2 separate regions of the Homo sapiens genome follow, and region 2 is linked to region 1. Evidence: chromatin loops called from intact Hi-C (ENCODE). Cell type or tissue: tibial artery. All regions are shown on one strand. Each heading gives the region's core, and the rest is flanking DNA. Links, peaks and the distances in the headings are about the cores only. Region 1 holds the start of CST9L (cystatin 9 like). Region 2 holds the start of CST8 (cystatin 8).

What was found. Peaks named below come from ENCODE experiments on the same cell type or tissue, not always from the same donor. Only the 100,000 strongest peaks of a DNase experiment are listed, where the experiment ranks them.
Region 2: a loop joins it to region 1, with 2.0 times the contacts of the local background. A loop is called at or near these places in 3 of 110 quality-filtered maps.

The regions. Positions count from the first base shown.
Region 1 is chr20:23,556,246-23,571,934 of GRCh38, forward strand. CST9L (cystatin 9 like) reads right to left here and starts at 12,239. Exons shown (of 3, transcript NM_080610.3): 1 at 11,966-12,239; 2 at 9,729-9,842; 3 at 8,487-8,792. The coding sequence starts at 12,205. The coding sequence ends at 8,703. In tibial artery, for the core only: no CTCF peak of the experiment used is centred there; a DNase peak (open chromatin) is centred at 7,296.
Region 2 is chr20:23,478,709-23,494,397 of GRCh38, forward strand. CST8 (cystatin 8) reads left to right here and starts at 12,409. Exons shown (of 4, transcript NM_005492.4): 1 at 12,409-12,634; 2 at 12,817-13,190; 3 at 14,250-14,363. The coding sequence starts at 12,960. It also overlaps the pseudogene CST12P. RefSeq lists an enhancer at 11,873-12,373. In tibial artery, for the core only: no CTCF peak of the experiment used is centred there; no DNase peak of the experiment used is centred there.

The DNA of each region.
Region 1 (15,689 bases), core at 3,168-11,167:
TGCTTAAAATTGCCTTGGCTATTCAGGCTCTGTTTTGGTTTCATATTAATTTTAAAATAGTTTTTTCTAGTGCTGAGAATTATGTCTTTGGTAGTTTGTCGGGAATAGCATTAAATCTGTAAATTACTTTGGGCAGTTCGGCCATTTTATTAATATTGATTCTTCCTATTCATGAGCATGGAATATTTTTCCATTTGTTTGGGTCATCTCTCATTTCTTTGAGAATTGTTTTGTAGTTCTCATTGTAGAGATCTACAATGTAGATCCTAGCTGTATTCCTAGGTATTTTATTCTTTTTATGGCAATTGTGAATGGGATTGTGTTCCTGATTTGGCTCCTGGCTTAGCTCTTGTTGGTGTATAGAAATGCTAGTGATTTTTGTACATTGATTTTGTATCCTGAAACTTTGCTAAAGTTGTTTATCAGCTGAAGGAGCTTTTGGACTATGGGATTGTCTAGATATAAAATCATGTCATCTGCAAACAGGGATGGTTTGCCTTCCTCTCTTCCTATTTGGATGCCCTTTATTTCTTTCTCTTGCCTGATTGCTCTGGCCAGAACTTCCCACACTATGTTGAATAGGAGTGAGAGAGAGGGAATCCTTGTCTTATGCTGGTTTTCAAGGGGAATGCTTCCAGCTTTTGCCCATTCGGTATGATGTTGGCTGTGGGTTTGTCATATATTGCTTTTATTATCTTAAGCTATGTTCCTTCAATCCTATTTTATTGAGAGTTTTTAACGTGAATGGATGTTGGGTTCTATTGAAAGCCTCTTTTGCATATATTGAGATAATCATTTGGGTTTATATATTTTTTGTTCTGTTTATGTGATGAATTACATCCACCACTTTGTGTATGTTGAATCAAACTTGCATCCCAGGGATAAAGCCTACTTAAGTGTGATGGACTAGCTTTTTGATGTACTGCCAGATTTGGTTTACTAGTATTTTGTTGGGGATTTTTGCATCTATGTTCATCAAAGATATTGGCCTGAAGTTTTCCTTTTTTGTTGGGTTTCTTCCAGGTTTTGTTATCAGAATGATGCTGGACTCATAGAATGAGTTAGGGAGGAGGCTCTCTTCTTCAATGTTTTGGAATAGTTTCGGTGGAAATGGTACCAGCTCTTCTTTATACATCTGGTAGAATTCAGCTGTGAATCTGTTTGGTCCCAGGCTTTTCCTCATTGGTCGGCTTTCTTTACTGACTCAAGTTTGGAACTTGTTATTGGTCTGTTCAGGGATTCAATTTCTTCCTGGTTTGATATTGGGAGGTTGTCTGTTTCCAGGAATTTATTCATTTCTTCTAGGTTTTCTAGTTTGTGTACATAGAGGTGTTTGTAGTAGTCTTGGAGGGCTTTTTGTATTCCTGTGGAGTTGTAGGTAATGTCCTCTTTGTCATTTCTGATTGTGTAATTCACATCTCAATTTCATTCAGTTTAGCTCTGATTTTGGTTATTTTTTGTTTTCTGCTAGCTTTGGGATTGGTTTGCTCTTGTTTTTCTAGTTCCTCTAGGTGTGATGTTAGCTTGTTAATTTGACATCTTTCTAACTTTTTGATTGGGATGTTTAGTGCTATAAACTTTCCTCTTAACACTGCTTTAGCTGTGTCCCAGAGATTCTAGTATGTTGTATCTTTGTTCTCACTAGTTTCAAAGAATTTCTTGACTTCTGCCTTAATTTCATTGTTTACCCAAAAGTCATTCAGGAGCAGGTTGGTTAATTTTCATCTAATTGTATGGTTTTGAGTGATCTTAGTATTGATTTCTATTTTTATTGCACTGTGGTTTGAGAGTGTGGTTGGTATGATTTTGGTTTTTTCAATATGTTGAGAATTGTTTTATGGCAATTTTGTGGTCAATTTTAGAGTATATCCATGTGCAGATGAGAAAAATGTATGTTCTGGTTTTTTGGGGTGGAGAATTCTGCAGATATCTGTTAGGTCTATTTGGTTGACAGTTGAGTTCAGGTCCTGAATATCTTTATTAGTTTTCTGCCTTGATGATCTGTATAATACTGTCAAATGGATTTTGAAGTCTCCCACTATCATTGTGTGGTTATGTAAGTCTTTTTGTATGTCTCTAATAACTTGTCTTATGAATTTGGGTGCTCCTGTGTTGGGTGCATATATATTTAGGATAGTTAGGTCTTCTTGTTGAATTTAATCTTTTAACATGATGTAATGCCCTTCTTTGTTTTTTTTTGAATGTTGCTGCTTTAAAGTCTGTTTTGTCTGAAATTAGACTAGTAACCCCTCCTTTCTTCTGATTTCTGTTTGCTTGATAGATTTTTCTCCAACCCTTTATTTTCAGCCTATTGGTGTTATTGCATGTGAGATAGGTCTCTAGAAGACAGCATACCATTGGGTATTGCTTTTTTATCCAATTTGCTACTCTGTGCCTTTATAATTGGGGCATTTAGCCTGTTGACATTCAAGGTTAATATTTATATGTGTGGATGTGATCCTGCAATTATGTTGTTAGCTGTTTATCATGCAGACTTGATTGTGTATTTGCTTTACAGTGTCAATGGCCTATGTACTTAGGTGTGTTTTTGTGGTGTCTGGTTTTTCTTTTTCTGGCATCTTGAGGTGCAATATTAGGATGTTTATTTGAGTTTTTTTTCTTATTTGATATAGACTTTTGTTGCTATAAATTTCCTTCTTAGAACCACTTTTTGCTGCATTCTATAAGTTTTGGTATGTTGTGTTTTTATTTTTGTTTGTCTCAAGATAATTTCAAATTTTCCTTTTAATTTATTAATTTACCCATTGATTATTCAGAAGCACGTCTTTAAATTTTCACATTATTTGTAAATTTAAAAAAAATCTTTCTATTATTGATTTGTAGATTCATACCATTGTGGTCAGAAAGGACACTTGATATGATTTCATTCTTCTTAAATTTGAAAATTTTTTTGCCTATTGTAAAATGTATCTGGAGATTGTTGTTTGTGCAATTGAAAGTAACGTATATTCCACTTCTGGTGGCTGGAATGTTTTGTACATATCCGTGAGGTCATTTGGTCCAGGGAATAGTTAAATTATAATGTTTCTTTATTGTTGTCTGTCTGGATAATCTGCTCATAGTGGGAAGTAGAATACAGAAGTTCCCTACTCTTATTGTTTTGCAGTCTACTTCTCCCTTTAAATCTATTAACTCTTGAATTATATGTTTAGGTGCTCAGATAGATGTCTGGTGTATTTGCATTTATAATTCTTATATACTCCTAATGAATCAGTTCTTTTATTATAAGGATCTTCTTTGTCTTATTTAAGTATTTTTGACTTAAAGTTTATTTTATCTGATATGGTATAGGTATCTCTGCTCTCTTTTGATTTGTTTGCATAGAATATCTTTTTTCATCCCTTTACTTTCAACCTATTCATACACTTAAGGTAAAATGAATCTCTTGTAAGCAGCATAGACATGGATCTTATTTGTTTATCCATTCAGCCATTCCATGTCTTTTGATTAAAGATTATAATCTATTCATATTCAAGGTAACCATTGATATGTAAGGACTTACTACTGCCCTTTTGATAATTGTTTTCTGGCTGTTATGTAGATTTTTATCATTCTTCCTCTCTTGTTTTCTTCCTTTGTGATTAGATGATTTTATGTAGTAGTACGCTTTGAATTTCTTTTCTTTTTTTTTTTTTTTTTTTGAGATAGAGTCTCGCTCTGTCGCCCAGGCTGGAATGCAGTGGCGTGATCTCAGCTCACTGCAAGCTCTGCCTCCCGGGTTCATGCCATTCTCCTGCCTCAGCCTCCCAAGTAGCTGGGACTACAGGTGCCCGCCACCATGCCTGGCTAATTTTTTGTATTTTTAGTAGAGACAGGGTTTCACCGTGTTAGCCAGGATGGTCTCGATTTCCTGACCTCGTGATCTGTCTGCCTTGGCCTCCCAAAGTGCTGGGATTACAGGCATGAGCCATCGTGCCTGGCTTGAATTTTTACTTCTAATATTTTCTTTATCTACTATAGGTTTTTGCTTTCGGTACCATGAGGCTTACACAAAATATGTTATAGTTAAAACAGGCTATGCTGGACCAACAATAACTTAACTTCAATTACACTGAAAAACTCTACACTCTTCTCCCAACATTTTATCATTTTGATGTCACAGTTTACATCTTTTAATATGTATATCCCATAACACAAGGTTCCCCAACCCCTGGACTGGAGACTGGTACTGGTCCGTGGCCTTTTAGGAACCAGGCTACACAGCAGGAGGTGAGCAGTGGCTGAGCAAGCATTACTACCTGAGCTTTGCCTTCTGTAAGGTCAGCAGTGGCATTAGATTCTCATAGGAGTGTGAACTGCACGTGAGAGGGATCTAGGTTACATGCTCCTTATGAGAATCTAACTAATGCCTGGTGAGCTGGGGTGGAACAAATTCCTACCAAAACCATCCCGTACCCTCTACCCCCCAGTCCATGGAAAAATTGTCTCCTATGAAACAGGTCCCTGGTGCCAAAAAGTTGGGGACCACTGCCTTAACAAATCATTGTGGCTACTATTATTTCAAAGAGTTTTGTCCTAAAATCTTCATACAGAAGATATAAGAGATTTGCAAATTACCGTTATAGTATTAGAGTATTCTGAATGTCAGTATGTACTTAGTTTCACTAGGGAGATTTTTATTCCCTAATGTTCTTCAGCATTCCTTTCTCTTTCTTTCTTTCTTTCTTTCTTTCTTTCTTTCTTTCTTTCTTTCCTTCTTTCCTTCCTTCCTTCCTTCCTTCCTTCCTTCCTTCCTTCCTTCCTTCCTTCCTTCCTTCTTTCCTTCTTTCCTTCTTTCCTTCTTTCCTTCTTTCCTTCTTTCCTTCTTTCCTTCTTTCCTTCTTTCCTTCTTTCTTTCTTTCTTTCTTTCTTTCTTTCTTTCTTTCTTTCTTTCTTTCTTTCTTCTTTCTTTCTTTTTCTTTTACAGAGTCTTACTCTTGTTGCCCAGGCTGTAGTGCAGTGGTGTGATCTCGGCTCACTGCAACCTCCACCTCTGCCTCCTGCATTCAAGAAATTCTCCTGCCTCAGCCTCCAGAGTAGCTGGGATTACAGGCACCTGCCAACACGCCAAGTTAATTTTTGTATTTCAGTACTATGTTGGCCAGGCTGGTCTCAAACTCCTGACCTCATGATCCTCCCACCTCGCCCTCCCAAAATGCTGGGATTACAGGTGTGAGCCACCATGCCAGGCCAGCATTTCTTTTAAAGCAGGTCTAGTAGTGATGAACTGCCACAGTTTAATTTGTCTGGGAAAATTCTTATTTGTTCTTCATTTCTGAATGACAGATTTGTTGGGTATAGTATCATCGGTTTGCAATTAAAAAAATTATTTCAGTTTATTTAATGTATCATTCAGATTTGTCCTGGCTTTTCAGGTCTCTGCTGAGAAATCAGAGGATAATCTTATAAAGATTCTCTTGTATGTGACAAGTTGATATTTTCTTGCTGCTTTCAAAATTCTCTTTGCCTTTGGCAGTTGAAAATTGTATTATAATGCATTGGTAAAAGTCACATTATATTTAATCTATTTAGGGTTATTTGGGCTTCCTGAATCTGTATGTTAATTTATAGCTCCAGATTTGAAAAATTTTCTGCCATTATTTACTTAAAGATGTTTCCTGCCTCTTCTTTTTCTGTATTCCTTCTGGGACACCTGTATTGCATTCATTGGTTTGCTTGATAGTTTTTTATAATTCCTGTAGAATTTATTTACTCTTTTTGTGCGTTTTGTTTTGTTTCTCTCACAGGGTAATTTCAAATGACCTGGTCTTAATCTCACTGATCCTTTCTTCTGGTTAATCAAGTCTACTGTTGAAGTTATTTGAATAAATTTTTCAGTTTAGTTCATTGTGTCTTTAGCTCCAGAATTTGTGTGATTCTTTTTTGTGGTTTCTCTCTTTTTTGATCTTATAATTTTGTCTGTGTTCACTTTTACTGATTTTATTTATGTATATTTTGATATTCTCTTGTAGCTCACTGACCATTGAAATATAATTACTTTGAATTTTTTGTCAGACATTTGTAAATCTCCATTTTTTTAGGGTAACTTACTGGTGCTTTATTTTTATGGTAGTGTCATGTTTCCCTGATTGTTTGTAATCCTTATGGCCATGTGTAGGTGACTGTGCATTTCAAGTAGGCACTTGTTCCAATATAGACTGACTTTGACAGGAAAAGCCCTTCACCAATCATCCTGTCCAGAATTCTGGGCAGGCATCTGGTATGGTCCATGGTAAGCTTGTTGCTGGAGTTCTTGGGCAGGCTCACCTGGTGCTTGGTTCTATAGGGTTGGGCCTGCAGCCTGGGTTCACCAGGATTGACCTGTTGATTGGGTCTGCAGTGATGGTTCTATAGCCTTTTTCCATGTGGTTGGGCAGGAAGTTGAATTAACTGGGCAAGCCTGAATCCTGGCTGACTTGGCACTGGGGAAGTCCTGAGTCTGTGTCTGCAGTGTCCAGCCAGGTGCTGGGATGGGCGTGGTGTCTGTGATGGAACTGGAGCCTGAGTGTACAGATTCTAGCCTAGCCCTGGGGAAATCCAAGAGCCAGGGTCCATGGCTATAGGTCTGGGTCCTCAGTTTTCAGAAGCTGTCCTGGAGACTGAGTCCACAGGGGTGGTTCTTGAGCCTTGGTCCACAGGGAAAGCTTGTGCAGGAGTCTACTGGTGTGGTTCTGGACCCAGGGTACACTGAAACATGTCTGGATCTTGGGTCCACTGGAGCCTGGTGCTCTGGGGACCAGCCTGGGTCCTGGGGCAGTGTAATGCAGGGGAGTCTTATAACCTGGGTCTGCAAGGTCTGGTCTGGTGCATAGGGCTACAGAAGCCAGGCTGAAGGCTGGATGTGTGCATGCTGACCTGGAGGCTAGATTCATGAGGACTGGCTTGGAGCTTGGGACACAGGGCCTGGTTCAGATCTGTTGTCATCCTGAAGGCTGAATGTGTGGGTACAGGCCTGGGTCCTGGGACTGTGTGGGCTGGCCTGGAACCTGGGTGTGCAAGGGAAATCCTAGAACCTGGGTTTGCAGAGGCTGGACTGGCAGTGGAAACTTTTGAGATAGGCCTGATCTTTGGGTTTACTGGAGCACAGGATCACAGGGGATGGTCTTGAGTATATGCAGGCTTGTATGCTCAGTCTTCTGGTGCTGACCTGAATTCAAGGGTTTTAGAAACTGGACAGGTGCTGGGTTAGACCTGAAGGCTGGCTCTGAGGAGCCAGCCTGGAGCCTGTATCTGTAGGAGCTAGCCTAGTGCTGGGATTGGCCTGAAATCTGGGACCACAATAGCTGTCTTTGTGTTGGGGTGGGGCTGTAGCCTTGGACCATGGTGCCAGCCTGAAGGCTGGGGTCCTGTGGGACTGCCTGGCACTGGTTTTACTGTGGTAGGTGCAGTGTTGAGGTCTGAGGCAAAGTTCAATACTCCCTCTCCTTCCTTCAAGTAGGGGATGTTTCTGTCCACAGTGTATAGCCTGGAGTGAGAGGAAAGGTGATGTGGGTTGTATAAAACTCTCCTTACTGCACTCTTCAATGTTTTAGTCTTATTTCTGTGCTACCCAAGTGTTGCAATCTGACACTTGGTTTGATGAGCTCCTGTGAGGATATTTTATGTATAGTTAGGTTCAAATTGAGGTATTTGAGAAGGGATGAATGTGGAAAGTTTCTATTCTGCCACCTTATTGACATCACTCCAAGGATTTTTATTATAATAAACATTGTGAAAATGTCCTATGTAATTTAACTTGAAAAGTGGGCAATTTAATTCCTATATTCCTGAAGGTTTTCATTCTACCTAGGCTGGTTCAGAAGTTAAGCAGTTAGTTAATCCTCTGCTAAGTCTGAAGCCCTCTCACTCCCTTCCTACCTCTCCCATGCATCTGCACATCCCATACTGGGAAATCCCTCTCCTCTGGGAGAAAGTATCTTGGTCTTGATTTGTTTCTTAAACAAATCCTATACCTTCATATCTTATATAACTTCCATCCTACTTGATGCTGTTCTTTCATGTTTCTTATGTTGTTATCCAGGTTCATGAACCCCTGGGGATTTGCGAGAATGCAGACTTATTTTCCAAAGGCGGGGAGGCCCTGAGGTTCAACATTTCTAAGAGATTTTCCAAAGATGCTGCTGCCTCACACATCAGGACCATTTTACGAGGGTGAGCCTAGAAGTCTTTCTTCTGCCCACCAACATGCTGAGGATCAGGAAAGGCATGTGAGCCACTCTTCAAGAGAAGAGGCCACAAGACCAGGGGAGCCCAACACCATGTCTGAGCTTATCCAGGCACATGAGGTGCCTGAGAGGAGATAGTCATTGCACCTCTGGCCACGTGGGTTATTGGCCGTGATCCCTGAGACAGCAGCTCAGATGTACCACTTGTGCCACCTGGAGCTGGCTCAGGAGTCCATCTACCCAGATCCTACTTGTCTGCCCTGGTGAGAATAACTCCATCAAACACCCAGCCCCTTTTATCGAGAACTACAGCACACAAAGTTTCTTAAAATGCTGATGTTTAATGATCTACACTACATGATTAGGCTCAAGATGTGTGGATTTTCTAAAACACTGATCTGAGATCTCAAACACATGCAAAATAGGATAACAAACAAGTCCAAAGCTGCTCAGCCACTGAAGAGTCCTCAGGAGAGTAGTGCTGATGTCCACGGAATGTGGGAGCAGCACATGGACAAGCCTGTGAGTGGGTTTCACTCAGTGGAATCCCTCCAAGCAGGTCTTGTTCAGGAGGCTGAACTGAGTCATCCAGGGCCTGGTGCTGATGGTGAAGAAGCAGGTGAAAGTCTGAGAGAACAAGCACAGGAAGGGACAGTGGGTGAGGGAGGCTCAGGAAGCTCATGGCTCAAGCTCTGAACAATGGCTTCCTCTCCACATTGCCCTTTCCCAGGTCAAGCAGTGGGAAGACGGGGCCTCTGGCTATCATGTGCTGCCCCCAAGCCTGAGTCCTGGGCTGTTCTGGAGATTTGAGCTGAACTGCAACTCTTTTCTGACCCAGGGGCGCCTGTGCAATGTTCCCCACTCCCTAGCAGTGGCCCTCAGGGGAACCCCGGGCTGTCCTGGTGTGATCCCTGCACCCAAGAGCAGCAGGAGAATGCATTGTCCCAGTGGAAGCAGTTCCCAGATTTAAGCAATCAGCTACCTATTTTTTAATATTACAATAAGGGTGTTGATTAAGCATAGGAAGAGTTTTCCCAGAGCCAGGCTTTACTTGGAGCTTGTCCCCTAGAGCAGGTGCTGCAGCTCAGCTCAGGGCCTGGGAGGGAGGGTAGTGGGGCTCCTTCTCAGCCTCTACCACTTTTGGGTCTAGGGGAGGGTAAGGAAACCCTGAGAACTGCATCCACAGACAGAGGTGATGTCAGATCCCAGGTTCTTCCAGAAGGCAGGGGAGGAAGACCAGAGAGGGGACCACTTCTTACTGGACCCAGGAGACTGGGACCCCAGGGGGAAAGAGCAGTCTGAAGGCCATGTGCCCTGGGTGCAGGCAGCTGCAGTGGCATGACAGGGCAGAGTTGATAAACTCAGATTGGCCAGGAGCCTGCAAGTGGACCCCTAGCTGCCTGCCCCTCTGCGCTCCCCACTAAGGCACAAGCAGGGCAGCCTGGTAGAGGCTGCTGCAGGCTCACTCCTCTAAGTCTCTTTGTCAGTTGCACCTGTGCCCACACCACACCCCATGTGGCATCCACAGCTGTATCCAGGAGGGAAGCTGGTGTCCTGTCTTACATTGTTCAGCTCTGTGCTTTCTTGGAAATGGCAGTTGTCAATGTCGTCTTCAAATTTCCCACACCTAGTTCTCCCCAGCAGTAGCTCCATTGAGAATACAGTCTTGGACTCCACCTATTGCACACAGAGAGATTAATGTGAACACACCCTCCTTGTTGCCCCTAAGTAGCTGCTGGTGAAGATGTCATTTGTGTAGGAGAAGTCCCAACATTCTCCTCCATTAGGGAGCTTGCCCATGGGCCTGGCATCAGGAGATCTTCTTTAGATTGGGCAGTTAAGAACAAAAAGCGGATGGGCATGGTGGCCCCAGGGCAGACACCCATGAATGTATCCCTATTTCCAGATGCACTTCCCACTCTCCCATGGTGAGACCCCAGTTTCACTCTCAGTCAGTGTCTGAACCTGCAGCTGCATTTCCAGAGGATGGCGCTATGTGCCTGGGGAGGGGTTTGGCTCTCCAAGAGCTTTCAGGGTAACCTCAGCCCTGGGACAGAGGGAGCCTCATCTAGGGCATGTTGTCAAACCTTCCACCTGACCTGAGGAAAAAAAAAATGCAAGAATGCCACCCAGCACTCCCACTACACACAGGCATACATCCTTGGGACAATGGCTTCAAGAAACACCATCTGGGGCCGGGTGTGGTGGCTCACACCTGTAATCCCAGCACTTTTGGAGGCTGGGGTGGGTGAATAATGAGGTCGGGAGTTCGAGACCAGCCTGGCCAACATGGTGAAAACCCATCTCTACTAAAAATACAAAAGTTAGCTGGGCATGGTGGCAGGTGCTTGTAATCCCAGCTACTCGGGAGGGAGGCTGAGGCAGGAGAATTGTTTGAACCCGGGAGGCAGAGGTTGCAGGGAGCTGAGATTGTGCCATTGCACTCCAGCCTGGTTGACAGGGTGAGACTCCATATCAAAAGAAAGAAAGAAAGAAAGAAACACCATCTGCCCTATTGCAAAGTGCACCTTGATCTTCTCACTCCTTTCAGTTTCACTTCATTCCATCTCCTTTCTCCCTATCCGTCCATTTCCCCAACTCCAAAACTGACTCTGGAATTGTCACATCCAGGAACCCACGTGGCAGGCTCCAGCCCAGAGAGCAGGGGTCAGAGAACCAGCCAGGGCCTTGCACAGGGTCTTTCCAGAGGCTGAAGCTTGGTGCAGGGTTGGGGTCCTTTTGCTCTTCTTGCAAGGTTTCAGTAATGAGGTAGGAAGAGCATTTTTGCCTCTCTACCCAACTAGAAGTCCTCAACTTAGCTGGGTGCAGTGGCTCATGCCTGTAATCCCAGCACTTTGGGAGGCCGAGGTGGGCAGATCATGAGGTCAGGAGTTCAAGACCAGCCTGGCCAACATAGTGAAACCCTGTCTCTACTAAAAATACAAAAAATTAACCAGGCATCTGGCGGGTGCCTGTAATCCCAGTTATTTGGGAGGCTGAGGCAGGAGAATCACTTGAACCTGGGAGGCGGATCTTGCAGTGAGCGGAGATGACGCCACTGTACTCTAGCCTGGGTGACAGAGCAAGATTCCATCTCAAAAAAAAAAAAAAAAAAAAGTCCTCAACTTGGTGACTATTTTCATTGTTCATGCCTACAGCACAGATGAACTGTGCATTCCTGATTGCATTCTGTAGTGACTTCATTAAAAGGAGAACATTTAGGATTAAGACCTGTGGTCTGAGGAAGAGTGTGAAACAGTCTTCAGTTTATTAAGTGCAGACACACCAAGGAGCTCAGAGAAGTTGGAAATCAGCAAAGAGGAACTGACCACCCAGAGGTCTTTTGGGACTGGTGGGGGTTTCTTATTGCTCCTGAACCCTTACTGTTCTCTTTTTTAATTTTCATTTTTTAAATTATCTCTTTTTTATTACATTTTTTGGAAGTATTTCTCAATTTCTCTCTATTCACATTTTCTGTTCAGCCCTTTTCCTTATTCCGTATCTTCATTTTCTTGGTAGTCCTCATTTTGAAGTCATTCTTCAGTTAAATAATGTCATAAAAAGATGGAGATTAAACAATATGTTTTTCATGAGAGTTGATTAGGATCAAATTATTTGAAATTTCTAACTTAGATGTTTTCAAAATCAAAAACTAACTAAACTACCTTGTATTTTCTTAAGTATGGACTACAACTGGTGAACAAGACTCTTCAATAAGACCCCCTGTCCCCACCCCACTCCCATTTTTCACTGAGCAGCACATGCCAGATGCCAGGGCAGGAGGGTACGTGGTCACCAACCTGCTCCTTCCAGGAATTCAAGATGTGCCCCAGTCTGTAGGCATAGTAGTCCTTGCTCTGTTGGTTGAATGTGTGGACAGCAAACTCCACTGTGGCAGGGAGGTAACGAGCCATGACATTGTGTTCATCACAGTCCCTTTGCTCGTGGAAATGCCAGGCATAGATCAGCAGGATCTGGGAGCCTAAGAGAAGCAGCAGCAGCGCCCAGGACAGACCTCCCTTCCACGGCAGGCCCAGCATGGTGCTGACTGTAGGCACCGCTGACTTTGCTCTTCCCAGCCCCCGTGCCCACAGGAGTTAATTGAGCACAGACCCAGCCCTTAATCTTATCTGCTCAGACAGCCCTGTGGGACAAACTTGTCTCACCCCACACTGGCAACAGGCACTCCTACAGGACAGGAAGGACAGGATCCTGGATTAAAGGGAGGCAGCTCTGGATGTGGAGTCACTCATCTGCCATCCTTCTGCCCTATACTCTCTAGGCCAGCACAAGCCACAGGCAGGAGGGGAGCTACCCTCTGCCACTAGCTTTGAAGGCTGCTCCTTCAGAACCCACAGGTTCTGGTTGTCCTCAGGTGCTTGGTGTCCTTGGATGATTCTGTGCCTTCGCCTCCCACAGCGAACTGAGATAAGACCTGGGGACATCTCGACTCTCACTCTCCCCTCCTTCACCCCGTCGAAGAGAGGATCTCCGTTGTTCAGAAAAATAACTAAGATATCAGTTTGTTCTTTTGTTGTATAATACCTCAACAGTTGTACTCTGTGAACCAAGGGAAAAAATGAAAAAAATAAATGGCAATTTTTATCAACCATTTTGACCTGGGATGGACAATGAGTATTGTGAGAAAAGGGCAGGAAAGACAGAGACCCAAGTCCTGAGGCCCCAGCCTGGTCATGCCCAGCCCAGCCCTGCTTGCATTTCTAAACCTTGTCAGCCCTGGTTCCAGCTGAGCCAGAGCCAAGGTTTCTACAGGGCCCACCGCCCTACATCTGCAGCCCCACCACACACACTCATGTTTTATTAGACTGGAATATCATTCTAGACCAAATTTTTAAACACTTCTCTGGGAGATCACATGTTTCTGCCTCAGTGAGATAGAGGTTGGACCATTCTTCAGCCCCTTGATCATTTTTGTCTCCATCTGACCATCCTTCTTGGTGTTCTAGAGTGAGCTATTTTGCCAGCACTTAGGTGATACTAGGTGGTTACTTTTAAATCAATTTCCTGGCAATAACTAACCTGAAAGAGGAAATAATAATATTTTGTTGCTGTAAGAATGAACATTAAATAGTGCAGGACAGGTGAAGTATGCAAAAGTGAGAGCTTTGAGTTTGGCTGAGAAGACTATGGTGCTGCAATATAGGCAAGAACCTAGCATTGTTGCCAGATAACAGAATAGAAAGTTCAGTCCCAAGTCAGGGAGACTGATTCTACAAGAACTGTTCTGACTGTGTCCCATACCATGTTCCCAGATCACAGCAGGGCCAGGCCTGGGAAGAGCATCACTGCATCTGTCCACACTAGCACAGCACTGGCCAGGTCAAGACAGCTGCAGGTGAAGAGAGTCATGCTGCCTGACCCAACACTGGGGTGGTCCCGAGTGTCTCCTCACAGGAGACTTCACCCATCACAGACAGAAGAAAGTAGCTAGTGTGTGGGGAGCTGCTGCCCAGGAGCCATGTGCATCTTGATCTTCTGCCTTGACTCCAGGAAGTGGGTGACACAGAGTAGCTGAAACCTGTGTCCTGATTAGCAATGATAACAGGTGAAATCTGGCCCATTGCGTTGTTTCATGGGTTGTTTTTTTTTTTTTTTTTGACGGAATCTCTGTTGCCCAGGCTTGAGTGCGGTGGTGTGATCTTGGCTCACTGCTGCAACCTCCGCCTCCCAGGTTCAAGAGATTCTCCTGCCTCAGCCTCCTGAGTAGCTGAGATTACAGGCGTGTTGCACCATGCCCGGCTAATTCTTTGTGTTTTTAGTAGAGATGGGGTTTTGCCATGTAGGCCAAGCTGGTCTCGAACTTTCCTGGCCTCAAGTGGTCCTCCCACCTCAGCCTCCTAATGTGCTGGGATTACAGGCATGAGCTACTGTGTCCAGCCCCCATTGCACTGTCGAAATGTCACTGGTCTTCTGGATCACACCCAGCTGACCCATTCTTCTCATATTTATTTAACCTTGGCAAACAAACAGCTCAACCACACAACTATTTGCAAAATTATTTGTGAGATCTACTGGGTTGTGAAAGATTTTCACATGAGAAAGATTTTCAATCAAACACAACTCACAAGTCAAGGGATCCATGACACAAGATTCACACTTTCCTTTTCACTTGGCAAAGTCTTGCTTATAATTGTGAAGCAGAAGCCAGCACTGCAGGATTCCTTACCACTGCATGAGTTACACAAGAATGAAAACTTCTCATGGGTTCCCTAAAAACTGAGATTGGAAAATGACATAATAACAACAAAAATAATGGTGCAAATTGACATAGTTATATCTCATAGATGTGTCTTAGGTCTTTTCAAAGACAAGAGATAGGTCAAGAAAGACCTGAGGTGACCCTGAGCTTGCATCTCTGCCTGACTTCCAATCTCAGCACAAGCAAGGAACCTTGGCTAGGACAGAGGTGTGAGTGGCCTACGCATTGAAGGTGTGCCCCAATACACACACCAAGTGGGCTAGTTTTGGAAGGGTGTTGTTGTTGTTGTTACAGTTGTTTAGTGACTTTGACCACATGTAACAAGTAACACACTCTTCACAGAAATAGTTTAGAAAAGTCACTAAACAAAGACACAACTACAATCCACAGCAAGCAACAACAAATCTTAGGGAGAAAGCAGACTCAGACTCCTGGAGTTAACACAATTTAATATTTAAATAACCAGTTTTCCAAAAAAAATTATAAGGCATACAAAGGGACCTGAAAGTAAGCCCCATTTACAGTTTTCTTTGTGGTGCAATGCCTTTTCAGCTTGATGTAATCCTGTTTGTTTATTTTTGTTTTTGTTGCCATGATTTTGAGTTCTTACCTAAAAAGTCTGCCCACACCAATGTCCTGAAATGTTTTCCCAATACTTCTAGAAGTTTCATAGTTTCAGATCTTAAATTTAAGCGTTTAATCAATTTTTGTTTTTTTTATATATATAGTGTTTTATATATATAGTGTTTTTTTTAATGTATATATAGTGAGAGGTAGTGGTCTAGCTTCACTTTTCCGCATTATGATCATCCAGTTTTTCCAGCAGCATTTATTGAAGAGACTGTTCCTTTTCCAATGGGTTTTCTTGGCGTCTTTGTTGAAAATGAGGTGGCTGTGAACATGTGGATTTATTTTTGGGTTCTCCATTCTGTTCCATTGGTGTATGTGTCTGTTTTTATGCCAGTGCCATGCTGTTCGGTTACTGTATCATTGTACTACAATTTGAAGTCAGGTATATTTTGATGTCCCCCGCCTTGTTATTTTTGCTAAGGATTTCCCTGGCTATTTGAGGTCTTTTGTGGTATTATACATATTTTCGGATATTTTTTTTGTCCTTTTCTGTGAAGAATGTCATTGACATTTTGAATAAGGATTGCATTGAAATTGTAGATAGCTTTGGTTAGTATTGACATTTTAACAACATTAATTCTTCCAATTTATGAGCATAAATATCTTTCCAGTTTTTAATTTCCTCTTCCGTTTATTTCATTAATGCTTTATAGTTTTTTTGTAGACATCTTTTA
Region 2 (15,689 bases), core at 2,643-10,642, 78 kb before region 1:
AATTGCCCATTGCAAGAAGGCTCAGCAGAGAAAAAGGTTTGAGAATAAAATCAACCCCAAAGCATCATGAATCTCTCGGGAATGGATAGTAATATCAAGGTGGGCCTTTGGGAGGAGGCTTAGAAAGGTCATCAGAGGTGATCCTGGGGCAGAATGAGGGTCCCTGAGCCCTCTCCCACCTGGTGTCAGGGCTCCCTCAGTGAAGGCAGAAGGCTGGCATGTAAGCAGACAAAGCCTGGCCTCAGTGCCAGGGAGATCCCTCTGCCTACAGCATGGCTGACTGGACATAGCAGGCACCTGCAGATTCTACATGGCCTTTGTCCCCAGACCAAGCCCTCACTTTGCTCCCCAGGCCAGTACCTTCCTGAGACCCTCGAGATCCAGGTAGATGATGTTCTCCATGCAGTCCTCACTCTTATTTTGTTGTTGGGGATTGCAGGACTGTCTAGTTTCTCCGGTCACTCAACCTGTCCCTCTAGTTCCTGTGTGGTAAGGATGTGTCCTAGTCAGTCTGAGTTCTGACACCATCCTCCCATGACCCATACATGACCCATGTGAGCTCAGAGGTTGAGGATGCTCTGAATCAGAGTTACAGGAGCAGCAGGGCTGGTCTCGCCCTTCCACCTGCAGGCTTGCTGTCAACTGCTGTGCTCAGTTGGTGGGTGCCCAGAGGGACCATCCCTTGGGAAGTTCATTCTCTCCCCTAGAACACACAGGGTGGGAGCCGTTCATCCAGCATCATGTGTGCTAGGGAGATTGTGAGTGGACACGATGCTTCAGGGGTCAGGTGATGGCCCAATCAGGCATGCTTTCAGGAATCCCCAGGCTCAGGTGGGAGCATTCAGCCACCTGTGCCCCTTGTCCTGGTGGAGGCTTGGGCATTTCAAGCCCTGTTCCTGGATGACTGTTTTTGTTTTTCATTTTTTGTAGTTTTTAATACATCTTGACCCCCTACTACATGCTAAATGCTCTCAGTGCATTACATTTTTCTAATTTATATGTTATACTTATTTTTTTTCAGGTATACTGCACATTTGTCATGGATGCCCGACCTTGGTTTTCCCAGTTCAACCTCCTAAACATCACCTGTAATGTGGAAACAGGTGGTGGCAGAGCCCCTGATTTTTTGCAGCAGAAGTCCTCTCTTCCTCTAGAGTATGAAAGTTTGTAGTTCTAGGCCTATGCTGCACTAGCAGAATTAAAGACATCTTAGCTCCTTCTGGGTCTGTGAACAGTTTTGCACTCTTTCCTATTATTTATTTGCCATGGATGTTTCTGGCAGTGATAAGCAAGGGAGAATTCATTATCATCGTTACCTTGGCTGCAGGTGTAGACTGTTGAATAAACCAAACTCCCCAGTTGATTTGAGGCAGTTCATGTAGGAGCCCCCCACCAGTTGGTTGGTGTACTCATCCATCCACCCATCGATCCATCCATCCATCCATCCATCCATCCATCCATCCATCCATCCATCCATCCATCCATCTGTTCCTTCATTCATGCACTGATTCATTCATTCATCCTTCCATTTCTCTATGCCATCATCCATCCACTCTAAAGGAATGCAGACAATTTTGTTAACCACACATGACCCTTCTGTTTCCATCTCAGGAACAGGCTCACAGAGGGTGGCTCTTCTGCAGAAGGGCCAGGCGCAGGCCTAGGGATCAGAGAAGGTCACTGAAGCTGACAGGAGGCTCTGCCCTCTGTGGACACCGAGGGCTGCATGAATCACAATGATGTCTTCTCCAGAGCTCAGATGTCTTCTCCAGAGCTCAGAAGATGGCAGTTCCAGTCTGCATGCCCACACCTGCTCCTGATGCCTGTGTTACCTATCTGGGACCCAGCCAGGGCTTCATAGCTGCCAGCATCACTCACTGCCCCTGGGAGAAGCACTGTGGTGACAGACACCCATCCTGACAAGCAGTCCTCTCTGCTGGGGTCTTGGTGGGGGATCAGCCTTGGAGGGGCAGAGAGATGAGGGGATGGTGTGGTGGGGGGACATGCATTGGGCAAAGAGACAGTGCAACAGTTTCTGGAGGAGTCTTCCCGAACAGAAGGGCTAGGGAGTCTTTACTCCTCCATCCTTGGTTTGGGGGGTGATTTGAATATTTCTTGGTAAGAAGTCTGCCTTTTTCCTGGATAGCTCATTCCCATGAATTTGCCATAGGGCTTATGGGACAGAATTTTCAGAAACAGCTTTGGGTAGCTCCATCTGTCATGGCAAAAAGATGTGGCAGCTTTGGTCCTTCGGCCAACTTCTGTGCAGGATTTGTGTGCAACATCCCTCCATAATTTGATAGGGCATATTTATATTACCAAGGGGATGTCTGCATGGTTAGCAAAACCAATCAATTGCTGGCCCTTGGCTTTGAGAGCACTCAGGCTGGGAGGGGTGGAGCCCTTGTTTATGGACCCCATGCCTACTGTTCCGGACAAGCACAGCCACACCCTCCCTGAGCTCTGGTCAGCATTGCTTGCTGATGGAAGCACCTTTACCTTTAATTCCAAGTTCACAAGGAAGGCCTGGCATCCTGCTCTTTTTCACAATAAGCCAGTTGTTTTCTACCTTGATCCACACAAAATCCCACTGGTTTCATTTTATATTTCTCTTAGGGACCAAGCATTACCCCTATCTGTATTGCAACAGAAAATTTGGGCCTAAATCATAAATACTTGGAGTCCTCAGGTGTTCGGTGCTTGGGGCTATGGCTGTGAAGTGGTTCTTTAAGGTACTCCAATATTTTAGAAATTGTGTTTACTGCAGTTGGGTATTTTGTCCATGGCCTGTGTTCTTTAGTTCCGGCTCTCATAGAAATTGAAAACATAGCCCTATTGCGGATTTCACTGTTGATGGTGCCCAGTGGCCATGAGCTATGCAAGCAGCTTTGGTAGGGTTAGTAAATTTTGTGCCTGCCACTTTTGTTAGTAATATGATGACCTCAAACCAGTAGAGCTTTGAATAATGTGTCAATATCCAAGATCAGCCAGAATCCAGGAGTCCATCTTGTTTCCTGGAGAAACCTCTCTGGATTTGGGTCAGTCATTAAGTGGCCTGAATAAGTAGGAAGTAAACATATTGAAAGTTATAGTACACAAAATTGACATATATTTCTAAATTCTAGATCTATGTCAAACCCCGAATATTTTCTACATCTTATCGAGTGACCTGTTTTGAAGGAGCAGGGCTCTTTGGAATGCATTTGCTGAGACCCCTCCTAAAATTAAGACTTAATTAAAATCTCAGCATTGGAGTGAGGGAGGCTGAAGAGACACAGAACTACATCCCTACACACCCAACACTGTAAAATATGTGTCACCGAAATCATCTCCTTTAACCCTCACCACAGCCCCCTCCCCATCTTCATATTAGGGCATTGAGCTACTTTTGTGGTTAATTACTGGGATTTTCTGAAATTGACCTCAGGGCCAAACGATTCCACTACCCATATCACCAACTGCCCTTCTAACTCTTGAGTTTCCAACCCCACAGATCCACAGGCATTCAGTAAAGAACAAACCAAAGGCTTAGGAACACTTGCAACTGCCACTTATCTCATTTGTCTGATGTTTCCCAAATACTATTTTTTTTTCAAAAGAAAATCACCCACTACAAAAGCTGCTATTGTTTATTTCCTTTCTCCTGTCAGCCCAGGAATGCAATCAGCAGATCAAAGTAACCAATCTGTCTGTCATGAAAACCCCTTGTCTGGTCTCCAGCCATACCATACTCATCTTTTGCCCCACTTGCTCTCTGAGCTCCACAGACCCTGAATGGCCTCCTCCCATTCCTCTTCCAGCCTCCTGGTTGCACCCCGCTTGAAGAGTTCTGCTGCTTTTTAAATGATGATACCTATTATCTCTGCAATGGTCTATATTTTACACAGACATGTCCCCTGCTTACATCCTGTGCGTGGCAGACAGAAAAATCTAAAATTCCATCTAAATCATACATAACCTCAAATTAGTTTTATATTTTAAAAATACAGTCTGTAATTGATTGGAGATGTGAAAAAAACCTGGCCCTTCACAACAGATTTTGAGAAACACAGGACTTTCTATTGGCCATGAAGTTTATCTTCACACTGATTTTCTGTTCTACATATTAATTCAGACATGGCCAATGTCTTCATCTATACTGTCATTTGTCTATTGACTTCTTATGTCTTCCGTGGGTCAGAAATCCTTAATTTTATAATTTTTAATGTGGGATGTGGCATTTTATACTAAACATTTTTAGAGTACTCTTCAAGTCTTTTCCTCTCTGCTTATTTTTTGGCTTCTTGATCTATCAATTTTTGGCTTTAGGACTATCAAATAAAACGTTGGTCACTTATCTTTTTTTTCTGCAGTTCTCTTATTTTTTGCTAGATATGTGTTAGACTGCAATGATGGTATATAAATGTTTTGATGACTGTATTTTCTTGTCCTATTTTTTCCTTTGTTTATTTTTGTTCCTATATTAGTTATCTATGCTATGTAACAAATATCCACAAACTTAGAAGGTTAAAACATCTATTTATTATCTGAGTTTCTCAATTTGTGTGAGTCAGACTTATATGGGTCCTGTAATCAGGGTCTTATAATGCTGAAATCAAGTTGTCAGTCAAGACTGGGGACTCATCTGAGGCTTGGGGTCCTCCTCCAAGCTCATATGCGTTTATTTTAGGACTCTCAATTCTATTCCATTGATCTCTATATATATCCTTATGTTGGTACTACAGCTTTTTGAAGACTGTAGCTTTATAGTAAGTTTTGAGATTGGGAAGTATAAGTCTCCCAACTTTGTTATTTTTCAAGATTGTTTTTCATAGCCTAGGTTTCCTGCATTTACATGGGTGAATGGGTCCATGGAGTTCCCCACTCTGACATTCCAAAAGTATAACTCTTTTCTAGATTCTCCTTTAAAGACTCACTGGTTAGGTAAGGTCCATGCAGGGAAATATGCCTTTATAGTATCTCAGCGCGATGGATTGGAGACTTTAATTATGTCTACAAAATAGTGTCACCTTTGCCATATAACCTAACCTAATCCCAGCAATGATATTTCATTGTATTTCTATGTCCTACCCACAATCAAGGGGAGGAGATTATACAGAGTGTGTATCCCTGAGGGGATATCTTGTTGTTGTTGTTTTAAGATTTCTGTCTACCACAGTTTCTTATTACTTTATTTTTTGCATTAAGTTCTATTTTGTAATATATTAAGATTGAAAGTCTATTTTTTTGCTTCAGATTTTCCTAAACATTTTCCCAACCTTTTTTAAAAAAATATTTTGGGCATCTTTTCATTTTGAGAGTCTTTTATAGACACTATGCTGTGGGTCTTTTTCAAAATTCCAATCTGTAAGTCTCAATATTTTATTTACTGAGGTATTTTTATTACCATTATGCTAGATATCTTCTCTGTTATTTTCAAACCTTTCTGTTTACTGTATTTTCTCATTTTGTGTTTGTACACTCTCCTAGTGATGTGCCTTTGGACGGATAAGCTGAAGTTTCTTCTGCTTATTCAACTCTGCTTTTGTTCCTGTGGTTACTGCTCACTTAGCTTCAGGGCCATTTTCATGCTCATATCCCCTGTGGCCTCCAGTTCCTGTCAAGATGGTGAACTAGCACGGGCTGCTGGCTTCTTTCTGAAATCAATGCTAGAGAGACTATAGAAATGAGAAGGAAACTTAAATTCTAGTGACCATCAAAGAATAACAAAACAAAACTACGTGAGACTCCTGAGTGACTAGCGGCTACAGGTTGGCTCTTGTTTTGAAGCAATTTTTCACTGTAGAAACTGGCAGCAAATTCTAAGACTTCAGGTACCAGGGCCCCAGGGAAAGAACAGGACAGTGCAAGATTTCTTTCAGTAACAGGAGTTGATGACAACCAGTGGGGTCAAAAGTCTACTTTCAGGGAGTTACATGGCCCATCCCAAATCTCCTGGTATGGTGGTATGAAGGGTTGAGACTATTTGAATGTTGAGGAGGGGTAAATGTATTTTGCATGTAGAGCTTTTAGGTGTGATTGAGGATCTTGGAATGGAGAGATTATCCTGGATTATCTGGGCAGGCCCAATGTAACACACAGGTCCTTATAAGAGAGAAGCAGGAGGGTCAGAATCAGGGTCAGAGATAGAGATGTGATGGTAGAAGCAGCAGAGAGTGAGAGAGGGAGAGCAAGTGAGAGACGTTTGAAGATACTCCACACCTGGCTTTGAATATAGAGGAAGGGACTGTGTTTGTCAAGGTTCTCCAGAGAAACAGAAGCAATAGCATATTTATATATTTATTGCAGGCCCTTGCTCACACAATTACAGAGGCTGAGAAGTTCCATGACCAACCACCTGCAAGCTGGTGAAGCAGAAACGCTGGTGGTGTAATTCAGACTGAGTCCGAAAACCTTCTTTCTGGAATCATTGCTAGAGACACGACCGAAGTTGTTGGTGGTGTCTGAGCCTGAAGGCCTAAGAACCAAGAGCTCTGATGTTTGACGACAAGAGAAGATGATGTCCCAGCCCAAACAGGGAGAATGTGTTTGCCTTTCCTTCACCTTTTTGGTTTATTCTGGCCCTTAATGGATTGAATGATGCCCATCCACACTGGTGAGGGCAGATCTTTTTTTGCTCTGTCACCTATTCAAATGTTAATGTCTTGCAGAAATGTCCTTACAGACATACCCTCACAGAAATAATGTTTTACCAGCTACCTGGACATTCCTCAGCCCAGTCAAATTGGCACATAATATTAACCATCAGAGACCATGAGCTGAGAAATTTAGTCAGCCTCTAGAAACTGGAGGGGGAAGGAAATGCACTTTCCTTTAGAGCTTCCAAAAAAAATACAGCATTGCCCATACCTTGATTTTAGCCCAGTGAAAGCCAGTTTGGACTTCTGACCTGCAGAACTGTGAGATCACACATTTGTGCTTTTTGAAGCCACCAGATTTGTGGTAGTTTGTTACAGCAGCCACAGAAAATGAATGCAGGTAGATTCCAATTTTGGAAGACTGTCAAAATTGCTTTATTAAAAGCATTTTTTAAAGTTATTCTTTTTTTAAATTTTTTAAACTTCATTTTATTTTGGGGGGTACGTGTGAAAGTTTGTTACATAGGTAAACTTGTGTTATGGGGGTTTGTTGTACAGATTATTTAATCACCCAGACATTAAGCCCAGTGCCCAATAGTTATCTTTTCTGGTTCTTTCCTTCCTCCCACCCTCTATCCTCAAGTAGGCCCCAGTGTCTGTTGTTCCCTTCTTTGTCTTCATAAGTTCTTATCATTTAGCTCTCACTTGTAAGTGGGAACATGCAGTATTTGGTTTTCTGTTTCTATGTTAGTTTGCTAAGAATAATAGCCTTCAGTTCCAACCATGTTCCCACAAAAGACATGATCTTGTTTTGTATTTTTTATGGCTGCATAGTATTCCATGGTGTATATGTACCACATTTTCTTTATCTAATCTGTCATTGATGGGCATTTAGGTTGAGACCATGTTTTTACCATTGTGAATAGTGCTGCAATGAACATTTGCATGCATGTGTCTTTATGATAGAATTATTTATATTACTTTGAGTATATACCCAGTAATGGGATAGCTGGGTCAAATGGTAGTTCTGCTTTTAGTTCCTTGAGGAATAGTCATATGCTTTCCACCATGGTTGAACTAATTTACACTCCCACCAACACTGTATAAGTGTTCCATTTTGTCCACAACCTCACCAGCATCGGTTATTTCTTGACTTTTTAGTAATAGCCATTCTAACTGGTGTGAGATTGTATCTCATTGTAGTTTTGATTTGCATTTCTCTAATGATTAGTGATATTGACCTTTTTTTCATATGCTTGCTGGCCACATGTATGTCTTCTTTTGAACAGTGTCTGTTCATGTCCTTTGCCAACTTTTTTAATGGGGTCATTTGTTTTTCTCTTGTAAATTTAAACAAAGTTCTTTATAGATTCTGGATATTAGACCTTTGTCAGATGCATAGTTTGCACATATTTTCTCCCATTCTGTAGGTTGTCTGTTTACTCTGTTGATAGTTTCTTTTTACTGTGCAGAAGCTTTTAAGTTTAAACAGTACGATTTGTCAATTTCTGGCTTGTTGCAATTGCTTTTGGCATCTTCATCATGAAATCTTTGCCAAAGCCTATGTCCAGATGGTATTTTCTAGGTTATCTTCCAGGGTTTTTATAGTTGTAAGTTTTACATTTAAGTCCTTAATCCACCTTGAATTCATTTGTGTAAATGGTGGAAGGAAGGAGTACAGCTTCAATTTTCTGCATATGGCTAGCCAGTTATCGTAGCACCATTTATTGAATAGGAAGTTCTTCCTCCATTGCTTGTTTTTGTCAGCTTTATCAAAGATCAGATGGTGGTAGGTGTATGGCTTTATTTCTGGGCTCTCTATTCTGCTGCATTGGTCTATGTGTCTGTTTTTGTACCAGTAACATGCTGTTTTAGTTACTGTAGCCTTGTAATATGCTTTGAAGTCAGGTTGATTCTTCCAGGTTTGTTCTTCCCATTTAGCACTGCCTTGACTATTTGAGCTGAATTTTGGCTTCATGTAAGTTTTAAAATTGATTTTCTAATTCTGTGAAGAATGGCATTGGTAATTTGATAGGAATAGCCCTGAATCTGTAAAGTGCTTTGGGCAGTATGGCCATTTTAACAATATTAATTCTTCCTATCCATGAGCATAGAATATTTTTCCATATGGTTGTGTCATCTCTGATTTCTTTGAGCAGTGTTTTGTAATTCTCACTGTAGAGATCTTTCACCTGTCTGGTTAGCTATATTCCTAGGTATTTTATTCTTTTTGTGGCAATTGTGAATGGGATTGCCTTTCTGATTTGGCTCTTGATTTGGCTATTGTTGGTGTATAGGAATGCCAGCGATTTTTGTAAGTTGATTTTGTGTCTTGAAACTTTGCTGAAGTTGTTTATCAGCTAAAGGAGCTTTTGGGCCAAGGCTATGGGGTTTTCTGCCTTTTGCAACTGCATGTTTAAACCTTGAGGACATTATGCTAAGTGAAATAAATCAGATGCAGAAAGACAAGTACTGCATGATCTCCTTCATATGTGGACTCTAATAAAAAGTCAAACTCATAGAAAGAGAGGAGAATGGTGATTACCAAGGGCTTGGGGGTGAGGAGAGAGGGAGATATTGGTCAACTGGTACAAACATTCAACTGTAAGAGGAATGAGTTCTGGAGACCTCATGTGCAGCATGGTGACTGCAGTTAATAATAATGTATTGTATACTTGAAGTTCGCTAAGGGAGTAGATCACAGCTGTTCTCACCATTAAAAAAAAGGTAACTATATGAGGGGATGAATATGCTAATTTGCTTGATTGTGATAATCATTTTGCTATCTATCTGTCTAAGCATCACACGTGCACCCTCTATATAACTTTTTATTTGTTAATTATGCCTCAATAAAGCTGGAAACAAACAAAAAGCCCTGCAACTACTTCCCCCAAAAGACCATAGAAATCTCAAAATGGAAGAAAAATAAAAAGATGGAAATATTTGAAGAAATTATGGAGATATATTTTCTAAAATTAAAGGAAAACAAAAGACCTCAAGTATAAAGGTTTGGTATAGATAAGCTGTGCTACGTAAGAAACAGCCTCATAATTGATAGCATGCAGCAGTGAGGATTTACTCCTGCTTGAAAAGTGTGCAAAGTAACTGGAGCAGCTCTCTGAGTATGTTCAGAGAAAGCCCAAATCAAAAATTTCTGAGTAATATCAACATGATGATGGTGTGTGTGTGCACGTGTGTGTGTGCATGTGAGTGTGGATGCTTGTGAAGGCCAAAGGAGCATAAAAGTGTTAAAGATATACGATTTGGATCTTTTACCTAGTTAACAACCACCACCACATACTTCTCCAAAGTCTAAAACCTAGAAATACTGCTTTGATTCAGTGAATGTGTGTGTAGCAGTCAGCTGTTGGCCCAGAAGTGCTGCATAACAAACCACCCCTATCCTGTAGCTAACTACAGTAAGGCTTCATTTTCAGGGACATAGGTCTACAGGCTGACTTCTCCTTGGCTTGTCCAGGAGGCTTGGCTTTGCTTCAGGGTGTCACAGCTGGCCTCACCAAGGGGAAGTCTGCTCTACATGCCTCCTGGGGCCCAGATCAGGTGCTCCTAGACTCAGTGAGTCTCTATGAAAACATGGTTAACCCTGACCAATAATACAAATAGTACAAATCAAATAAACGGAACATAATCATCTATTCCATGAAGAAAGGCTAGGCTGAAGGCAAAGATATGAAGAAGCAGGGATTGTCACAGGTCAATACTTCTCTAATCAAACTGGGATCTGAGTATCAGCAGAATTTGGATCACATGGGGAGCTAGTTAGAAATGCAGAATCTAGGCCTTGCCTCAGACCCACAAACTCAGCACCTACATTTTAACGAGAGTCCCAGGTGGTTCATGTGCACATTAATATCAGGAAGTGCAGATCCACTACACTGATTTTCAAACTTGGCTGCAGATTGGAACCCCTGGGGAACTTTAAAAACAGCTGGCTTCCTGGACCCTGTTCCAGAGATTCTGATTTTATCAGTTAGGTATGCCCTGGTGTTTTAAATCTCCGTCAGTACTTTTAACATGCAGCAGGATTTGAAAATCATGAATATATAATTAGTAAGTGACGAACATTTTGGCAATAAATAATAAATTTAAATTTGCGTAAAGCTTTGCATCAATTTTACATCTAGTCTTTTATTTTACAAAAACACTTGTGTAACATCATGAAGATATTGGAAAGGGATTGTTCACTGCAATACTGTTTGTAACAGCTGAAAATGAGAAACTGAAGAATCTAGTCATAGGGAGAAAGTTTAAATACAGCATAATGCATTTGTAGTCTGCAATGCTTTGCCACCTGCCTGACAGATTCCTGCCCCATATGTGTTTTCTGTACGTTGCCCTTGCTCATAGAACCCATTGATCTTTGCAGCCTAGGAAGAATGCTCACCTCTCTGCCTCACCAGGAACTTTCTGGACACTGATTTGGGATTTTCACAGAAAAGCAGAAGCTTTGAGAGCTTAACAGGTGCGTGCCCCCCTCCTCCCACTAAGGGCCAGGCCTGGGCATCAGAGTGGGCCACGTGACCCTTACCCTGGCAGGACAGGGCAGGGGGTTACTGTTGGCCCAAGCCAAGGGAGTTCAGAGGCCAGGCATTCAGGAAGCCAGAGTCATTGGCACAGGTGGGCAGAAGATGCCAGAGGGGCCCTGTATTAGTCAGGGTTCTTTTAAAGGGACAGAACTAATAGGATATATATGGTTGTGTATATATATAAAGTTAATACTTAATAAACTCCCCTTTATATATATATAAAATATATATATAAATTATATATATATTAATTATATATATAATATATATATAAATTATATATATATTAATTATATATATAATATATATATAAATTATATATATATTAATTATATATAATATATATATAAATTATATATATATTAATTATATATAATATATATATAAATTATATATATATTAATTATATATATAATATATATATAAATTATATATATATTAATTATATATATATAAAATATATATAATTTATATATATAAAATATATATAATTTATATATATAAATTATATATAAAATATATATAATTTATATATATAAATTATATATAAAATATATATAATTTATATATAAAAATTATATATAAATTATATATATAAAATATATATATAAATTGTATATATATAAAATATACATATAAATTATATATATATAAAATATACATAAATTATATATATAAATAATATGTATATAAAAGGGAGTTTATTAAGTATTAACTTACATGATCACAAGGGCCCACAACAGGCTGTCTGCCAAACTGAGGAGCAAGGGGAGCCAGTCTGAGAGTCCCAAAACTGAAGAACTTGGAGTCTGATGTTCGAGGGCAGGAGGCATCTAGCATGGGAGACAGATGTAGACTAGGAGGCTAGGACCATCTCTCCTTTTCACGTTTTTCTGCCTGCTTTATATTCGCTGGCAGCTGATTAGATTGTGCCCACCAGATTAAAGGTGGATCTGCCTTCCCCAGCCCACTGACTCAAATGTTAATCTCTTTTGGAAACACCCTCACAGACACACCCAGGATCAATACTTGGTGTCCTTCGATCAAATCAAGTTGACACTCAGTATTAACCATTGCAGGCCCCTGACTCTGAGGGCACAGCAGGAGGCATTTGCTTGCTCTCTGTGCCCCTGTGAGAGCTGTTTAGACCAAAGGCCGGAGGCTGGCAAGTGGGAGATGTCCTCACTGGGACAAGACACAGGTGCTGAATTACATCACAAAGCGTAACCTCCCTGCAGGGCGTGGACTCAGAGGGGCAAGAGAGACCGCAGACCAGGACCCACAGAGACCCTTGACTGGGCCACAGGCATGAACTAAGAGTGCTGAAGACCTAGGAGAACCACTGGTCAGGTCAGCTCCCAGCTCCACAGGGAGTAAGAAGGAGCTGCAGGCACAGCAGGCTGAAAGTCCACCAAGGGCTGAGGCCACAAGGCCTCTGGGGCAGCCACAGTTTTCATGATCACATCATACAGGACTGAGAAGCAGATAACAAGAGTGACGCTCACAGGGGTAGGCATAGACACACTGGGGCCGAAGGGGAGAGGAACTCTCCCTAGACACACAGATTGCTCTCAGGGTAAGGAGGGGAGGCTGGTAGAGAGACTCCTTAACTGGCATTCCTGGGTGGGTTTCCATGGAGAAAGAGAGGACAAACCCCAAAGAGTGACCCTAATGGCCTGTCTTGAATCCAGCTGGGCTGACGCTAACAGGAGGCAGTGTGTGGCTCGAAGATTCTTGAACCCACAGCAGCAGCTGCGGCCACCCCATCCTGCCCACAGCTCCAGCCCTGAGACGACGAGGAGGAGAGTCGACTTTGCCTCTTGCCCAAGGGACCATGCCCAGGTGCCGGTGGCTCTCCCTGATCCTCCTCACCATTCCCCTGGCCCTGGTGGCCAGGAAAGACCCAAAAAAGAATGAGACAGGGGTGCTGAGGAAATTAAAACCCGTCAATGCCTCAAATGCCAACGTGAAGCAGTGTCTGTGGTTTGCCATGCAAGAATACAACAAAGAGAGCGAGGACAAGTATGTCTTCCTGGTGGTCAAGACACTGCAAGCCCAGCTTCAGGTAAAGGTGTCTTTCCATATAGGTGGACATTTGCATATGGTGGCACAGTTGAAGCCAGACTGAAAGAGTGGGCATATAAGAAAAATATCACTATGCAAAAATCCTAAATATGTGAATGCTTAAGAGCCTAGACACTTCCACAGCATCAATAAGGCAGTGAACACACAGAGCACTTTCTACAAACGCTTGCGCTTTTGTTCTAAGTCCTTCGCATAGATTAACTCATTTAAACCCCAAACTGCAAATCAAATGTTCATGTATTTGCTAAGGTTGGGAGACAGATAGAATGCTAGCCATGAGAAAAGATCTGATAAAGGTGAGTCCAGGTGAACCTGGACCCAACTAGCAGACACTCCTTCATCTCCTGCTGTAATCCTTTAATGCCAGATGAAAACAGATTTAAATGGACATCACAAGTAGCCTTGATTGCATTCAGTCACTAATGAGTTCAACAAATACTAATGTCCTGCTATAAACCTACTGCTGTTCTACTCACTAAAGACTCAGCAGAGAACAAGACAGGCAAACTCATGCCTGCATGGGTCCTCATGGACTGTGTGCTGAGCTGGTGGGAGGGGCTTTGGGTGGGGAAACCCCAGAGGATGGGAGGTTTCACAGGAATCTGAGGGACTGGGGCCTAATGTGGCTGAGGGGGCTGTCCCCTGGTCAGGCCTGTGTGAACCTGAGCATCTCAGGCCCAGGAGAGCTGATGGTTCTGAAGAGCCCACCTTTCACCTCTCAGTCCTCACTGAGCATGCAGCATGCCCTGGGCTTGGGGACAGGAAATGGAATGAGAAGGCCTTGCTTTCAAGGAGGTGACAAACTGGAGAGGAGTCTTTACTCAAGTGTCCAGCTCCAGGAGCCTATGGAGTCCTGACTGATCTTGTTGTACACAGGGCTCCAGGCAGTGGGCATCTTAGCCTTCCGCTAAAGCTCTGTCTGGGGGTGAGGGAGGAAGGAAAGAGGAAAGGACGAGAGTAAGAGTAATTTTTTTTTTTTGTCAAAACTTTAAAAAAGTACAACTCTTTTGAATAAAATTGCATAATTGCTAACCAACAGGTCACAAATCTTCTGGAATACCTTATTGATGTAGAAATTGCCCGCAGCGATTGCAGAAAGCCTTTAAGCACTAATGAAATCTGCGCCATTCAAGAAAACTCCAAGCTGAAAAGGGTAGGTGATGAACCACTCATCTGTGACGGCCTAGGCAGCTCTGAACCCAAGAGAGAAAGCTGAGGCACGCAGACCTTCTCTTTGAGGTCTGGGTGGCTCCCAGTGTTTAGCCCCAGATAGCCAACCCTGTGGCCTTTATAGCAGAAGATCCAGGGCCACGGAACGTGGTGGAACCCTCTGAGCTTCTTTCTCATCCTTCATCCTGCAGAAAGGATGTTGTCAAGACCACTCTTATCTCAAGGGCTCCATTGACTTCTGGCCTTTTGATGCAGGCACACTGGACAACACATAATCACCAAAAGCCTGTCCTCTTGGGTCCAGACAAGCCACCCACTATTGCTGGGCCCATGGTCACTCATCCCCATACAGACACAAAAGGAACTTCATTCATTCACTCATCCACTCATAGAAAATTACTGAGCACCAGGTGCTACGTGCTTTGCACCAGGTCTATTCTGGGTGCTGGAGATTAAGCAATGACTAAGCCAGAGGGTGGCCCCACCCTCCTGGGTTTACAGTTGATTTTTGCTGGGGTCAGTCCAGGTTTCCAGGAAGGTTGGGGCAAACCCACAGACTCCCAACAAAAGGAGGACTTGGCCCAGGGGCTTTTGGCTTCAAGCCTGTATTTTTTATCTCAGAGCAGCTCATAGGCCAGTACTTGGTCCCAGACAGATGAAGGCCTGAGCATTCTGCAGGTTTGCCCAACAGGTGCATCACTGTCCCTGTCTTTACATTGGTGGTTCTCCAATGTGAGCAGGCATCACAATCACTTGGAGGTATTGACAAACCCTGATGACCGGGTTCCACCGGCAGAGTTTCCAATTCAGGAAATGGGATCTAAGAATTTGCATTCTTAATGAGTTCCTGAGTGGTGCTACTGCTGCTGCTGCTGCTGGCCTTAGGATCATTTTGAGAACCACTGCTTTATGCACTGCCATGGCACAGGAAATTGCAGGTACATTTATGAACTGCCCTGCCATTATGTTTGATGAAAACTGCCTCTGTATGCTCAAATGAAACAAACCCTATCATTTCCAGCTCACAATAAATGACCCGTCAGGACAAACATTTCAGCAGTGAGCTTGTCCGAATGCTATCTGATCTTTTATGCTTGTTTTATCTTTTACTGGTATTAGGAATATGGTTGCTTTAAATTTATATTTTCTCCCGGGCTTTTAGGGATTGTAGAAAAGTTTTTGCTTTTGGCAGTTTGTAGAAAATATTAAAGTGCATTAAAGAAAATTGTTCTCAAGGAGCCCACTTGTGTCTAAGATTTCCATGATACGTCTCAGTTTTTAAGACATACATGTTCAAGCAGACATTTGT